Regions from separate parts of the Mus musculus genome. Here regions 1 and 2 are each linked to region 3. The links are chromatin loops, found by intact Hi-C in ENCODE. Cell type or tissue: left cerebral cortex. All regions are shown on one strand. Links, peaks and the distances in the headings refer to the core of each region. The heading gives the core; the rest is flanking DNA.

What was found. Peaks named below come from ENCODE experiments on the same cell type or tissue, not always from the same donor. Only the 100,000 strongest peaks of a DNase experiment are listed, where the experiment ranks them.
Region 1: it touches region 3 in a loop (2.5-fold over the local background); 4 of 42 quality-filtered maps call a loop at or near these places.
Region 2: a loop joins it to region 3, with 5 times the contacts of the local background. A loop is called at or near these places in 6 of 42 quality-filtered maps.

Annotation. Positions count from the first base shown.
Region 1 is chr6:40,615,793-40,621,196 of GRCm38, forward strand. No RefSeq gene overlaps it. Among named protein-coding and RNA genes, the nearest start is that of Tas2r138, 5.2 kb to the left of the region's middle. In left cerebral cortex, for the core only: a CTCF peak has its summit at 2,377 (motif pointing right); a DNase peak (open chromatin) is centred at 2,378.
Region 2 is chr6:40,477,800-40,483,203 of GRCm38, forward strand. Ssbp1 (single-stranded DNA binding protein 1) reads left to right here. Exons shown (of 6, transcript NM_028358.2): 6 at 124-788. The coding sequence ends at 268. Among named protein-coding and RNA genes, the nearest start is that of Ssbp1, 9.1 kb to the left of the region's middle. In left cerebral cortex, for the core only: a CTCF peak has its summit at 2,109 (motif pointing right); DNase peaks (open chromatin) are centred at 2,138 and 4,719.
Region 3 is chr6:40,842,326-40,847,729 of GRCm38, forward strand. It overlaps the pseudogene Mgam2-ps. Among named protein-coding and RNA genes, the nearest start is that of Moxd2, 42 kb to the right of the region's middle. In left cerebral cortex, for the core only: a CTCF peak has its summit at 3,165 (motif pointing left); a DNase peak (open chromatin) is centred at 3,454.

The DNA.
Region 1 (5,404 bases), core at 227-5,226, 230 kb before region 3:
GAGGGAAGAGTTCAGGGTATGCAGGGGGTCAACATGACTTCTTTGGCTTTTGTGTGAGTTAAAATATAAAATGGTTAGTGACTGGTTCTCTTCCCAACTTGTCCCCATCCACACATGGAGATAAGCTTCAGTCATTTTCCTAGGGTCAGGCAGATGTAGTATGGCTTGGGTCATACTCATGAGAAAAGTGGAATACCATCTCTCAGCAAGTGTGAATACTGGGAATGAACCTCTGCATCTCTGTTGTTATGAGGACACAATACTACCTGGGGTACCACATGATACCACTGGAAATTGGGATCCCCTCTTATTGTTAGTCTCTTTAATAAGAGAGTAAGAACAGACTCAGGAGGAAGCTTGAGGACAATTTTATTACATTTAAAAGAAAATCCCTCGAACAGGGAGCTGTGGCATTAAGGAAGCTGAAGAAGAGGAAGAGAAAACTATGCCCTTTGTTAGCACATGGTAGAAGATGGTAGTGGTGAATAGCTACAGATGACAAGAGTAGGTAAGCTCAGAGTGTCCAGGGAAGCAGGCCCAGTCCACAGCCAGTATCTAAGAAAAATGAATAAATAAAAAGAAAAGAAAACGAAAAAGAGTGAAGAGAAGAAGAAGAAGAAGAAGAAGGAGGAGGAGGAGGAGGAGGAGGAGGAGGAGGAGGAGGAGAAGGAGGAAGGAGGGGACAGGGGACAGGGGGAGGGGGAGGGGGAGGGGGAGGGAGAGGGGGAGGGGGAGGGAGAGGGAGAGGGAGAGGGAGAGGGAGAGGGAGAGGGAGAGGGAGAGGGAGAAGGAGAAGAAAAGAGGAGAAAAAAAATGGTTACAGATTTCTGAGTTAGAAAAGCAGTCAGGCTTAACACAACTACATGGTTATAGCTCCATAAGCTGCTGACACTGAATCTGGGTAGGGAAGAGAAGGCACATCATATTATTATGGAAATAATTCTTCCTCCAGCCTCTTCTGGTAACAGGACGCAAGTCGGCCTTCCCAGGAACTGCTGTCTACTAGGTAGCTGACAGGTGTAGCTACATTAGCGTATGTTTTGTGTAGTTTAGGCCAGACATAAATTTCATTCTTTTGACCAGGAAGACATAGCTTTTCACTAGTAGCCCTCAATAGAAATCCTGCTCCTAAAATGACTAGTTAATTCCCATTTCCTGTTCTAATCACAATTTCCATATATATATATCACATATTACAAAGAACTAAAATTAGGAGTTCATAATCTTCTCATCCCAGCCTCTCCCTTACAAACCCTTTCCCCCATTACCCCTCCCATTCTCCTCAGAGAAGGGGAAGCCTCCATTGGATACCACCTCACACAGAGACATTTGGTTCCAGCAGGGCTAAGCACATTCTTTCCAATTGAGGCTTAACCAGGCAGTCCAGTTAGGAGAATGGGATCCAGTGGCAGGCAACAGAGTCAAAGACAGCCCTTGCTCTCTAATTGTTAGGGGACTCACATGAAGACCAAGTTGTACATCTGGTTCATCATATGCATGTTCTTTGGTTGGTGGGTCAGTCTCTGTGAGCTCCCCCCTGGACCCAGGTTAGTTGACTCTGTAGGTCTTCTTGTGGTATCCTTGACATCCCCCTCCCCGGCTTGCTGAATTCTATCCCCCCACTCTTCTACACGACTTCCCAAGTTCTGCCTGATGTTTGCCTGTGGATCTCTGCATTTGTTTTCATCTGCTGCTGGATGAAGCCTCACAGGATACAGTTATGCTAGGCTCCGGTGTTCTAGCATAGCAGAGTATCATTAATAGTGTCAGGGGTTGACTCTCTTCCCCTGGGGTGGGTCTCAAGTTGGGGCAATTATTGGTGAGTCGGTCCCTCAACCTCAATCTCTGCTCCATATTTATGCCTGTGCATCTTGAAGGCAGGACAACTTTTGGATTGAAGGTTTTGTGGGTGGGTTGATGTTCCCCTCAGTCCACTGAAAGCCCTGCCTGGCTACAGAAGGTGACCACTTCAGCCTCCATATTCAGCCATTAGTAAGAATCTCTGCTAGGGAAAGGAAGGGGGGGAGGGGGTGCTGCCATCAGGATGTAACGTTAACAAAAAATAAATTATTGTGAAAAATAGATAATTTGAGATAAGTAAAATATCATTTTACCTTTAATGCCATTTTAAATAAAATATATTATGTATTTATTCAATCTATGTATTTGATTTACCTAACTTATACACTGTTTTATACATTTTAATTACAAGTTTGAAAGGCAAAAAACAAAACAAAGCAAAAAACCAAACTGAAACAAACAAAACAAAACAAAACAAAAAAGTAGTTCATAATCCTTCCACTTGCCAAGATATTCCCCATTGCAGGGAGCCAGGCTCAAAGTCCCTCTAACATTGTTGAGTCCCACTAGGTGGCGCCAAACCACTGTGACTTCTAGAATTCCCAGTTTTCTGGTCCTGAGCGCTTGCCCCAGGCATTTATTTTTAGTACAGTCATAATATGCTCCCATATTTTAACTAACTGAAACTTTAGACTCCACTTAATGTATTATGGTACATTCAATTTTCTCTAATTTCAAATTTCCTTGCAAATTCTACTTATAATTTGCTAATGAGACAGCAGAGGCTTCAGAAAGATCAAATGATCAAAAATCTTGGCCAAAGTCACCAAACACAAATGTGAGAAGCTAAGATTCAGTATTGGTATTCCTTTTCAAAGTGAGAAGGATGCCCTGCCTTGATAGGTGAGGAAGTCTGGCAGAATTCTTTGCTCTCAGTCCACTTTATATATATATATATATATAGAGAGAGAGAGAGAGAGAGAGAGGGGCTTGGGTGCAGACTATCTGTTGAGATGGCAAACAAGCTATTGGGAAACAACCTCAGGGAGGTAGAGGAAGGAGAGAGATAGTCCAACTCAATGCCAACTCAATGCTCAGGAGAGTTGGAAAAGCTGAATCTGGGTAGGTTCATTTCTCTTCAAGAGACCATTATTATGGCTAAGGAAAAAAAAAAAAAAAAAACAGGAGAATCTCACCAGACTTACTGAAGCAACATGTTTGTCTTCATACAAGGTCAGCATAGATATTAGTAAAATAAGACACTGAAAGGAAAAATCTGCAGATTTCCTTCAGACAGATCTGGGATGAGGTCTTTTTTTATCGCCTCTTCTGGATGACCTTCTTAGCTGTCACCCTTCTGTTTACACAATGGATGTAGTGCTGCCGTGCTGCCGTAGCTGAATTCAGACTTCTGTTAGGAACTAACAAATAGGTTAGGAACTAACCTGTTGTGTAGCCATTTAGAAGGCGCCCAGCCCATGCTCTTTGGTTGGTGGCTTAGTCTCTGTGAGCTCTAAGGTGTCTGGGTTAGGTGATACTGTTGGTCTTCCTATGGGGTTGCCATTTCTTTCAGCTCCTTCAACCCTTCCCCTAACTCTTCCATAGGGGTCCCCAACATCAGTCCAATGGTTGGCTGGAAGTATCTGCATCTGTCACAGTTAGGTACTGGTAGAGTCTCTAAGAGGACAGCCATGCTAGGCTCCTATTTGCAAACACAAGATGCCATCAGCAATAGTGTCAGGGTTTGGTGCCTGTTCATGGGATGGATCCCAAGTTGGGCCAGTCACTGGATGTCCTTTCCTTCAGTCTCTGCCCCATCTTTCTCCCTGAGTTTCCTTTAGACAGGAACAAATTTGGGTCAAAAATTTTGAAGATGGGTGGGTGGCCATATCTCTCCACTGGTACCCCTGTCTATCCACTGGAGGTGGCCTCTTCAGATTCCATCTTCCCCGTGTTGGGCATTTAGGCTAAGATCATCCCCATTGACATCCCCACTGAGTCCTGGGAGCCTCTCACATCCCAGGTCTCTGGGACTTTCTAGAGGTTCTCCCCACCTCCAACTCCCCACAGCTGCATATTTCCATTCATGTTCCTGGTTCTCTGGGCTTCTCTCCTGTCTCCCCCCATACCTGATCCTGCCCCCCTTTTCTCTCCTCCTCCCCTCTCCCATCTGGTCCCTTTCCACTTCCTCCAGTGATTATTTTGTTCCTCCTTCTATGTGGGATTGAAGCATCCTCACTTGGACCTTACTGCTTGTTAAACTTTATACGGTCTGTAAGTTTCACCTGTACTTTTTAGCTAATATCCACTTATCACTTAGTTCCAATTTTCTGAGGAAGCTCCAGACTGATTTCCAGAGTGGTTGTACCAGTTTGCAATCCCACCAGTAATGGAGGAGTGTTCTTGTTCTCCACATCCTTGTCAGCATGTGCTGTCACTTGAGTTTTTAACTTAGCCATTATTACATACCATGCATGTCCTTTTGAGACTGGGTTACCTTGCTCAGGATGATATTTTCTAGCTCCATTCATTTTCCTCCAGAATTCATGATGTCCTCATTTTTAATGGCTGAATAATATTCCATTGTGTAAATGAACCACATTTTCTGTAGCCATTCTTCTGTTGAGGGACATCTAGGTTGTTTCCAGCTTCTGGCTATTACAAACAAGGCTTCTATGAACATAGTGGAGTGTGCTCCTTGTGGTATGGTGGAACATCTTTTGGCTATATGCCCAAGAGAGGTATAGCTAGGATTTCAGGTAGAACAATTTCCAATTTTCTGAGGAAGCTCCAGACTGATCTCCAGAGTGGTTGTACCAGTTTGCAATCCTACCAGCAATGGAGGAGTGTTTCTGTTCTCCATATCCGTGTCAGCATGTGCTGTCACTTGAATTTTTAACTTAGCCATTTTGGTCAGAGTAATGTAAAGGAATCTCAGGGTCATTTTGATTTGCATTTTCCTGATGACTAAGGATGTTGAATATTTCTTTAAGTACTTCTCAGCCATTTGAAATTTCTCAGCTGAGAATTCTCTGTTTAGCTTTGTACCCCAGTTTTAAATTGGGTTATTTGGTTTATACAGAGAGCAGATTAATCAATGGAATGGAATTGATGACCCAGAAATAAACCCACACACTATGGACACTTGATCTTTGACAAAGAAGCAAAAGCCATACAGTGTTAGAAAGAAAGCATCTTCAACAAATGGTGCTGGTCTAACTGGTGGTCTGCATTTAGAAGACTGCAAATTGTTCCATATTAATCACCTTGTATAAAGCTCAAGTCCAAGTACATCAGGGATTTCAACATATATTGATCTACATTGAAAAGAGTAACTGAATCTAATAGAAGATAAAGTGGGAATTAGACTTGAAGTCATTGGCACAGAGGAAAATTTCCTGAACAGAACACCAATGGCTCAAGCTCTAAAATCAACAATTGACAAATGGGACCTCATGAAACTGAAAAGCTTCTGTAAGGCAAGGTCAATGTCAATAGGACAAAATGGCAACCAACAGATTGGGAAAAGATCTTTACTAACCCTACATCCAATGGAGAGCTAATATCCAAAATATATACAGAACTCAAGAAGTTAGAATCCAAA
Region 2 (5,404 bases), core at 107-5,106, 360 kb before region 3:
TTGAAGACATGTTTAGCAAAGTACAGTTATTTCATCTTCAGCTTGTACTTGCTACCCATGTCCTGACACCTCGAAAGCCAGGATTAGAATCTACAGACTAAAGACTGCATTTCTTTATATCAGGGCTCGTATATTTGTGGAAGGGAAAGTGGACTATGGCGAGTACATGGATAAAAACAATGTGAGGCGGCAAGCAACAACAATCATAGCTGGTAAGAAGCTCGTGGTGCACAGTGTCTCTGGTTGTTCATTGGAAGGGTTGGCGTAGTATAGGCCGCTTTTGCTGGCCTCTAAGCACCCTGATGGCAGCTCTGCAGGAAACTCCCCAGGGGACTTCGTCCTGTTCCTTTTCCTGTGTGCTAATGTTGTCCACATTTATTTATTCCTTTAAAAGGCTCTCTGTCTACTCACATGTTTAGTTCAGGGGGACTCTGTGGGGTATGAAAGCAACTTGCCCCTGCAGTACATACTGTTAACTTGGAGAATTGAATCTTGGTGTATACTCGGGCAGTTGCAGAACTGTGATGGTAGGAATTTGTGATGTATTCAAAACTTTGAAAGTGAAGGTGCAACAGCCTTCATTTGAAATTTAAAAACTTTTGTCTAAAAACAATATAGCTGTTTATGTATCTGTAACTTAAATGCTTTTTTTTACTCAAATTATATGTAGATTAATGAAATATAGATGCCTTACCAATTTAATGCCATTTTTTAAGAGTACCTGCTTAACAGATTTTAATATGTTAATGTGAAAATTAAAATGCTATTAAAATTCATCTTTTAATGAGATAGACATGTTTTATTATTTCTTGAATATGTTGTGAAAATTATGAGTTAAGCCTCAGTTTACTTATTTTGTTTTTGTTATAAACGCCTAGAAACCTGTTTTATAGATAGGAGTGAAAAAAAAAGTACTGAAATTTCTTAGTGTGTATGAACTCCTGAGATAGGCTGTAGTGAGGTGTTACCCTATAGAGTGCTCTGTTTCTGAAGTCTGTGAGTAGAGAGAATGGTGTCTTGTGTGCTTTGCCTCCTCACTTCCCACTCATGGCTGGATCGGTTCTTCGGCTGCTCTTTCTCTTCCAGGATCAGTTGGAAGTGACATTGCTCTATTTTAGTCATAAATATCAGCTCGTCTCGCTGAAAGAGAAGGTGTTTTTGTAACACTGTTATTTCCCCCCAGGTTGAGATTATTATGGCATTTTTTACTTCAGAAAACAGATGTCATTGTCTCCACTCTTCTCTGAATGACTCCACAGTATAATCTATACACCTTTTAAAAATCCTTTTCTCTCTGTTCCAATGTTTATGTCTTAATCACTGTTCATATTGGTAAATTATGTTTTTTAAAGAAATAATCACTTATTTTCCTAATAGTAGTTTTAGAAAATAAATTGACGGGGCTGGAGAGATGGCTCAGCAAGTAAGAGCACTGACTGCTCTTCCAGAGGTCCTGAGTTCAATTCCCAGCACCCACATGGTGGCTCACAACCACCTGTAATGAGATCTGATGCCCTCTCCTGGTGTTTCAGTGACAGTGTACTTATATAAATAAATAAATTAATTAATTAAAAAAAAAGAAAATATATTGACTTTGAAAACCAATGTAGATCTTTTTAATCTCCATTTGTGTTCCACTATAAGTCAGATCTATGGGCAGTTATATTATTTGAATTGTTGAGTTTTTACAAACTAAGGTAGAGAAACATTTCACATCGTTCAGTTTACTTTTTCCTTTTCATAGTTGTTACTGGTCTGGTCAGTTGACTGTGTATCTATGGTTCACAGAAAAGCTGAATAGCATTCAGTGATGTTTGAAGAAACCTATTTGATTTTTTCTGTTTACCTGTAACTTATTGTATATTAATATAATCTAAAGAGTAAGTCCTCTTTCTCACATTGCAAACACAGCAAATATAGAGTGGTTTAGAAATATATTTAGCATCCTAAATTATTTTCTGTTGTTATTATTTTGTTTTCATTCTTTTTTTTTTTTTTTTTAATATTGACTCCTTCCATTTTTCTCTTTTTTTGTATAGTACTTTTTCACTTAGGGGGCCATATTTGACTTTTAAAGCAAAAATACACCAGTAGATGGCACTCTTGGCTTCCATTCTAGTCCTGTACAGTCATGAAGTAATTGTACTATTAACTATCTTTTAGATAATTTTGTAGTTAAGTAACTTTTGTTGTATTCATGAGAGGTCCGCAAGAGGCAATCAATCAATCCAATAGAACATGCTGCAACTGCTTGCCACCAGTTTAGACTTCATTACACTTTGGGATCATTACTCCTAAAACATATAAAATGTTTGGAGTTATCCAAGAAATGCTACTTAACCTCTATCTTTGGTTGTTTTTAGCGAATTTTCTTGGAAATAATCAGAGCAATGTCTACTTTGTTTTTGCATTAAAAACGCTTGCTTTGTAATACTTAAAACTTTTCCCTAAAATAAGTATGAAATTCTGTTTTTTTTCCTTCCTTTTTTTTTTTTTTTTTTTTTTTTTTTGAGGCAGGGTTTCTCTGCTTAGTCCTGGCTGTCTTAGAACTCGCTCTGTAGATCAGGCTGGCCTTAAACTTAGAGATCCATCTGCCTCTCTTGCCTCCTGTATTCTGGGATTCAGAGTATGCAATACAACCACCCAGCCAGAATATGAAATTCAGTCTTTAAGATGAATCTATTTCCTTTAAAAGCAAATAATGTTACAGTTGCTAAGTTGTAAGGTGGCTCCTGGCTTTGCTACATGGTTGCAGCATGTAGATGTGGAATGTGTTCATCCTCTTGTGTGTGGGTGGGCTTACTAGTGTTTACACGATGTTGCTGGGGAGAGCTTAATGGTCTCATCCTGTATTGAAGTCTGAATTGTTGGGCAAGCAGTTGCAGCCTGTTCTATTGGATTGATTGCCTCTTGTGTACCTCTTATGAACACAACAAAAGTTACTTATTTTGAAATTTTTAATACCACTAAAGGACTTCTGTGTTGACGGGAATTATCAATGAAATGAAGACCGCATTCTGAAAGTGACTCTTAACACTTTGGTTTCTTTCCAGATAACATTATATTTCTGAGTGACCAGACAAAAGAAAAGGCATAGAACGGATGATTCGTCTTTGATCATTGTTTGGTACAGTCTCCTTTGCAAATCATGTATAGTCTATAGTTTAAAGATAAAAATTAAATTTTTTATATGAAATGAGTGGTTATATTTTTCTTGATTGACATATCTTAAGTGTGTGTGTGTGTGTGTGTGTATTAAGCCTGTCATTTTGGCACTTATCAATTGCTTGCTTTTTTTTAGGAGTGGTTTCTCTGTAGAAAGGTACAAAGTAATACATTCTCAGGCTCCCTATGTGTGCCAGGGCCAAGGCATACATCTGGAAAGCCCTTTCTGCTTCACACTTGCCCTGTGGTGTTTCACCACTGGTTACCTTAGAGCCTTATGTCAAGAGTCTGTCTGTCATCGTTGTAAACACTGATGTTTTTGCATATCTCTGTACACCTGTAGGTAAGTAGTGACTCTGTTTGGTGTTCCTGTATGTACCTTTAGTTGTGTTGGCATGGAAGAGCCACCAGTAAGTGCTGACAGGGAAATGATCCTGAATTGAAGGAGACTGCTGAACACTGGTTAGCATTCTAAACTGTTGTAGAATTAACCCACCTTCATATCTTGTTTCTTGTTAGTTTTCCTGTAATTTTTATGAGATTTTATCAGCACTAAGGACCTGAATGAAGTATAACTACAGATGACATAGTTCTTGTCCTGGTGTCAAGGCCTTCTTTCCACACCACTCTGTGTTATTTTTTTCAGAGTTTATTCTATATGCTTAAGGGTGGAAATGAAGATCTTTCTCTGGTGCTCGGGATTAAACCTATGGTCATGTTAGGCAGGCCGTCTCCCGTTGAGCTGTACCTACTTCAAAGATCTTTTACCTTCGACTTTGCCTCCCTAGAGAGTCTGGATATATTTAGTTAATTTTGTTGTAAATTTACTAGTAATTTACCAATAAAGAGTATATAAACTCAGTTTTTTATATCTTTTTTTCTTTTAAATTTTGTATAAGCCATCCATAGTCAGCCTGCAGCTTTCCAGAAGTTTGTTGCTGTGTTTAGTGTTTGAAATTCCTCATTCTGTCTGTTCCGTGCTGCCCCTCCGGCCCCTGCTCCCCAGCTCAGCCTATGTGTTTGATCTTTGCCTTGAGAGTTTAGATTATGTTGGACTCTAAGAAGTTCCGGATCCCTGCTCAGTGTTATGGACTCTTGCTTTCTAAAGTGATTCCTGTATACCTGAACGGCCTTTCTGTCCTGACAGTAACGTTTGTTCCTTAGCTTTACCCCATCCTTACCCAGAGACAGAGGAGTTGCTGTCCTCCCTATCTGCCTACTTTTTCTGCCACTGGGATCATTGGTCAACATACTAGATCTTCCTGTGATTACACCTAGATCTGATAGGACACTGTTCTGTTTGAGCAACTCTCATGTCATTTTCTCAGCTTTCATAATTTTAAACATTGTGAGGGGCTATGTGTATAACTGAGTGAAATTTAAACAAGGTGGAGGTGGAAAAATCTCATCCTGTACAGGAACCAACTGGAAGCCAAAGCCACTCCTGAGTGTAGGCTGCAGAAGTAGAGCAGTGCGTCTGCAGGATTGTCTCCAGGAGCTAAAGACTGCCTGCCCTCCGTGACTCAGAAAGGCTGAGAGGCGGAGGCAGCAGCACTTCACTCAGGCTGACTCTTCTGCCTTCCTTGTGATGTCAGCCGATTCCAAGCCAGTCAGATCTGCTGGAGCCTAATCACATGCAGCCCCATCTGCTGAGAAACCTCACTGCTCCCAGCTTCACCCGGCACTGAGTAGACCTGTAGAAGCTAACAGCACTAAGACACTCTAGGGACTTGTAATTCAAGTTTGGGGTCTTGAAACTTCTGTTTTTGATGTGATTATATTGGGGCTTAAAAATGCCCTGCAAGTTCGTTGAGATTTTATTCTATATTAAATGGAAAGATGACTACATAGAAAAGTAGGAGAAAACATGTCAAACAGTATGTGTCATAGTATCCAATTTTTTAAAAATTATGTTTCAAAAGTAAGGAGGATATATATGCTTTAAAAGGCTGAAAGAGAAATGGCAAATGCTTTGATTTTCTATAGGGGTATTGTGTGTAGATTGTTTATACTTCTCGTGCATGCTTTTAAGAACAGAAAGTGTATTTTAAGATGGGGGGGGGCTCTTTTCTAAGTCACAGAGCATTGCTCCTGCTCATCCTGCAGCCAGTGCTACTTCATACACTGGAGTGATGAAGAAAGCTTTCCTTCTGTACATACCCCTGGCCATATGCACTTTAGCATCTTATACTTGTGTACTGTGTCTTCACTCACCCGTTAATAGTGTGTGCATGGCTCT
Region 3 (5,404 bases), core at 214-5,213:
TTCACAGGAGGAAGCACTCGAATGAAAAACCTGACAGCCAACCAAAGTGGAAGGATATAGAAAGAAAATTGTCATGAAACCCCATGAATTGTTATGTGTTCAATAATTTGTGATTCAAATATAATGTTGCTAGAAAAATAATGACCTGAAGTCTAGGATATATTCTCAAGTATTAAACTGTCACAAGTAGATGTTTTGATGATTCCTTGAAGAGCAAAAGCTATCAGGCTGGAAGGAGGAAAGTCCCTGGTTCCATGCCTTCTGTTCCATCAGGCCTACACACTTAGTTACAATGCAGCCATTTTTTTCCGGGTTACAGTCAGGTCCTCCTTAGTTTGGCCAATCTACAAGTATCCCAGGCATCTTTACAATTCAACTGCTTAGATACTATTAGTTTTCTATTGTCCATAGTTGATGTTGAATCCTAAAACAAGTCGGGCTTTCCTCCCTTCCTCCATCTTTGTGTCCATTGTAAACTCTGCAGCAATGGCAGAAGAAAGGCTGTTAGTTCAGAGACTGGATAGGCCTAGATGTCTGCCCATTTCCTCTTTTGTCATCAGTACTCTCTCTCCAAGATAGGGGGAGATCTTTCCCATGAAAGCATGTCTTGCTCTTCCAGCTATACAGGGCCCATGTCGCTTTTCCTGACTTCCTGCGTAACAGCACAGCCACATGGTGGAAGAAGGAGATAAAAGAGCTCTATTCAAATCCTCAGGAGCCACAGAAAAGTTTGAAGTTTGATGGGCTGCGGATTGTAAGTGCACCTTTAATTCTCTGAACACATAAGCAGTTAGAACTCAGGGAGGTACTTTATAAATTCGCAGAATAGGCAGCTAGGAGTGGATAACTGAAAGGAAGGTTGTTTAGTTTCTAGGACCAGGAAGAGCAGAGATTATTGTGGTCCTGCCCAAGGACATGTCTGGTAGAGGAGTTCACTGAGGAGGTGTATCAGCTGCTCAAGATGCTAATATTTGGGTGACAGGGAGGAACATCCTGGCATCTCTTATTTCCAATTGGTCAGTCTTGACTTTGCTTCCCAGATGGCACATCTACTCCAAAGCCTGAAAGTGCACCCTGCAAGACAGGGCAGACCTGGAAATGGGCAAGGCATCAATTTGGAGATTGATGGGATGTCTCTGGGAGATGTCTGTGAGGGCTCCTCCATTTGCATCTTTCTAGGGGTGGAATTCATTCATTCCTGTCATGCTTTCTCACCTCACATCAAGACCCCTGAAACCCTAAGCAAATTCTAAGCCAGCTCTGAAGAGCTGCTAGATGCTAGCTCAGAGTAAAAGAAGCACAGAGTTCACACAGTGACAAACTTGAGTCCTGTGGTTGTTTTGTGGCCTCACTGAACATTGACCTTTCAGGACAGACAAGCATACTGTAAACTTATAGAAGAACACAAATTAATCCAAACAGATAAGTCAGAAAGTAAAGAAATGTTAGCAGCTTTGAAGAAGAGATTCAGAAAATTATGAGATGTTTACTCTAACGCAGTGGTTCTTAACCTACCTAATACTGTGACCCTTTAATACAGTTGATCATGTTGTGGTGACCCAAGCCATAAAATTATTTTCATAGCTACTTCATAACTATAATGTTGATACTGCTATGAATTATAATTGAAATATCCCTGTTTTCCAATGGTCTTAGGTGACCCCTGGGAAAGGGTTGTTCAAACCCCAGGTTGTAAACTTCTGTTTGAGAAAAAAGAAAACTGTTGTTGGGTAACCCAAAACAGTGCATAGTTAGTCCCAAATGCTTGCTGTTGCCTGTATTCTTATTTAAAACTTTCTTTTTAAAGATAGACCAATTTTATTTTTATTCTACTGACAGACAATGAACATTCCCTCAGGGCCTCCACTCCTTACAATTGAGCTTTACATTCCCCAGTGGAAGGTTTCATTTCAAGCATTGCTTCTGAGTTATTACAACTACTCAGAGGATTTTCAAGCCTATGTCAGTAGTAGATTCGTAGCAAGGCTGGAGCAGTAAGAAAAGGTAGAGGAAAATTATAATAGCTACTAGCTACAGATACAAAGTAAATAGTCTATGAATAGAAAAATAAAACCAGGCTTGATGGATAGGGAGATAGATTAAGATATTTCATTAAGTTCAGGGTCCAGTGTTATCTCAATGTTTTTGCTATGACATAACCTTCCTAGGATGAAAAAGGTAAACTGGCAAGTTTATTACTCTACTCCACTAAGCTGATATAGGATTTTTAATTCCAGTTTAATCCATGACAAGGTTAAAGACTGGGATTACACAACCTAGTCATTTCTTTGAGTTTAGTGTTCTATTTAGAAATGACATGTTGCCCCTGATATGACAGAATTTTTCTTTGTTTGCTTACTTCAGGATATGAATGAACCTTCAAACTTTGTGGATGGAGCTGTCGGGGGCTGCCGCAACGACACTCTCAATAAACCACCCTACATGCCAGGTATGATTTCTTTCCCGTTCAAGAGTCTCTTTCCTTTTGTATAAAGCCACAAGTTTTTGGATGGGAAAGGGGAGGAGCAAACATACTTTCACCATGACATAAAATCCACAAATAGAATAACTTTAAATATATGCAAGTTAGTAATTAGATACAGAAATAATGACATGATGTATTATACAAGAAACTAAGTCTACTTGGTTGTATGGATGGCTATAAATTTATTGCCCACGTTTTAAATACACTCTTCTATATGCATGCAAACCCACTTGTCCCAATATATAGGGTTTTCTGATTAGAGTTAAGTTTCTACGCTCTCTACCCATGTTCAGATACTTTAAGAAAGATTCTCCTTAGAGCTCACTGTACCAGAATATGGAGTAAGAGGCTTTGGTCCAAGACATCTCAGTATATTGAGTCCTCTCACCCCAAAGAAGCTCAAGGAATGAAGTTCTTAAAATATTCTATCTGCAACTGGAATCCAGGCTTCTTAATGTCTATTATTATTGATCATGTCTCCATCCATCCATCCATCCATCCATCCATCCATCCATCCATCCATTAATCCTTCCACCCATCTACTCCTTCCTCTCTTAATTTTATATTTAATTTTATATTTATCAGGTAAATGCTGCCAAGCCAGAAAGATTTAAAAACATCAGTACAGAATTGATTTGAACAAGATCTATTTATTCCCTTGAGGACATTACCATCTAGTGGAAGAAAAAGTCTTAACATCAAAGGCATTTGTTACAGAGTTACTAAGCTGGCACATTAAGTTTTAGTTAAAGTAAGAGGATACTTTATCCAGTCTACATGTTTTCTTTAGCCTTAATTATGAAATCACAGGATGTTGCTTTTCTACATAAAAAAATTAAAAACAAGCAATTAGACCTGATATGATTAGAACATATAAATCAATATGTGTGGGAAATAACTCATTATTTCCCCCTCAGATTTGGAAGCCAGGAACGTGGGCCTGAACAGCAAGACACTATGCATGGAGAGTGAGCAAATCCTTCCAGATGGCTCCCGGGTGCCACACTATGATGTGCACAGCCTGTATGGGTGGTCCCAGACCAGACCCACCTACGAGTGAGTTTGCTTTTGTTACTGTTGGCAAAGATAAAGGCTGGCACAGGGAAGTAGGATATATTTTTACTGAAAGCATAGTTTAAAATCTTGTTTGTGAGATTCCTAGATATTTCAGGTCACATAAGGGAAAACAATAAGGTTATATTTGGAGGTTGTATGTGTTTAGGTCTTAAGCATGGCCCATTGCAATATTATATTATTATTTAAAATACCTCTGTGTAAAAGGAATATTGTCTCCATAGAGGCCACTGCAATTGCAAATTTTGTTAATTGGTTTGGAAGTCTTTACTTTTATCCAAGTCCTTTCCCTTCCACTGTCCTTCTAAGTTCTTTCCATCCTGCCTCATTATTCATTTAATAATAGGATGGATCTATTTTACTTTAATAAGACATGCTTTCTCTTATTTTTTATTGAACATATTTATGATATCTTGTTTAATCCCCTTCCCTACCAAGTTCCTTTTGGCAACATTTCTGGTATTTTTGGTTTTTTCGAGACAGGGTTTCTCTGTATAGCCCTGGCTTGGCAACATTTCTATTGACTACATTTTTTTTTGTGGTGTATATTACATTTTTGTTTTCATTTTTGAGTGGTTTTTGTTGTTATTGTTAGCATTGAAAATGGGACATTTTCGCTAATAAATGATATTTCTTCCACTGTCCATAGAATTAGCTGTTGATTTTGTTCTTATTTGGTTAGGAACTTTTCTCTGCAGCCGTAAGTTCCCCTCCCCTCCCCTCCCCTCCCCTCCCCTCCCCTCCCCTCCCCTCCCCTCCCCTCCCTTCCCATTCTTTTCCCTTCCCATTCTTTTCCCTTTCTTTCTTCTGTCTCCTCATACACCACCACCACCCTCCTCTCCCTTCTTTGGAGACTTAGTTACCTAAAGGCTAATAGTATTAATCAGTGTTCATCAATCACTGGTCAGAGAGTTTCTCAATTAATTTCATACTAAGCAAAGGTGATGAAAAAGGGGCAACATAGTGAAAGATCTTGTAACAGAAGAGACCAAACTCTAGTATGAACACTGAAACTAAGGTCTGGGTAGCGTTTGAGAGCTGGGTGGGTGTGAGGGGTGTGTGTGTGTGTGTGTGTGTGTGTGTGTAGGCCACCTGTGTTTGCTAATTGGCCTTACTTTAAGGAAAAAGTACTTTCTCTGGTCTTTGTAGCCTCCTTTAAGTCTGCCTCACATTCCCTTGAGACCTTGAGGGATGGGGCCCACTACCTTCCCTAATGATTGCACTTCAAAGAGATACTCTTCATGCCTTGGAGAAGATATTCATAGATTCTAAATCCCACACCCCTAGCTTTTTTAAAATAAAGATTTACATTTCAAAGGAGCAGAGAAAGAATTCCTAATGTCAGGTTGTTTTTGTTGTTGTTTTTGTTTGTTTGTTTGTTTTGTTTTGTTTTGTTTTGTTTTAAAAAAGAACAGTCTAAGAAAAATCAGTCCAAAGGCCTAGAGTGTGGGAGATTCCTGTCTTAAGTCTGCTTCAGCTACATTGAATGCCTGGTCTCTAAGTTCTTTACTTTTGCCAAGGTGAAGAAAATGCAAATTTAGGAGGCTAAATGACAACCTTCATTTCTGGTTTCTGTCTGCGCTCTAACAAAGCTTCCGGGTTTTTGTTCATGGCTCTTCTTTCTTTTTGCAAATATTACTATGGTTCTAATCCTCTAGGAATTACTTATAAAATCTGAGCCAAATGTTTTGCCCCAAGTGAAATCACAGACTTAGCACCCATGATGTTGCCAGTACAGAGCTGAAGTTTTGGAAACTAATTCTCTATAGATGGGAATTTTTTTTTCTCTCAGTCCTGATCTGTGGTCTGAGTCAAAATATGTTGACAAGGAGCCCTCAGAATAGA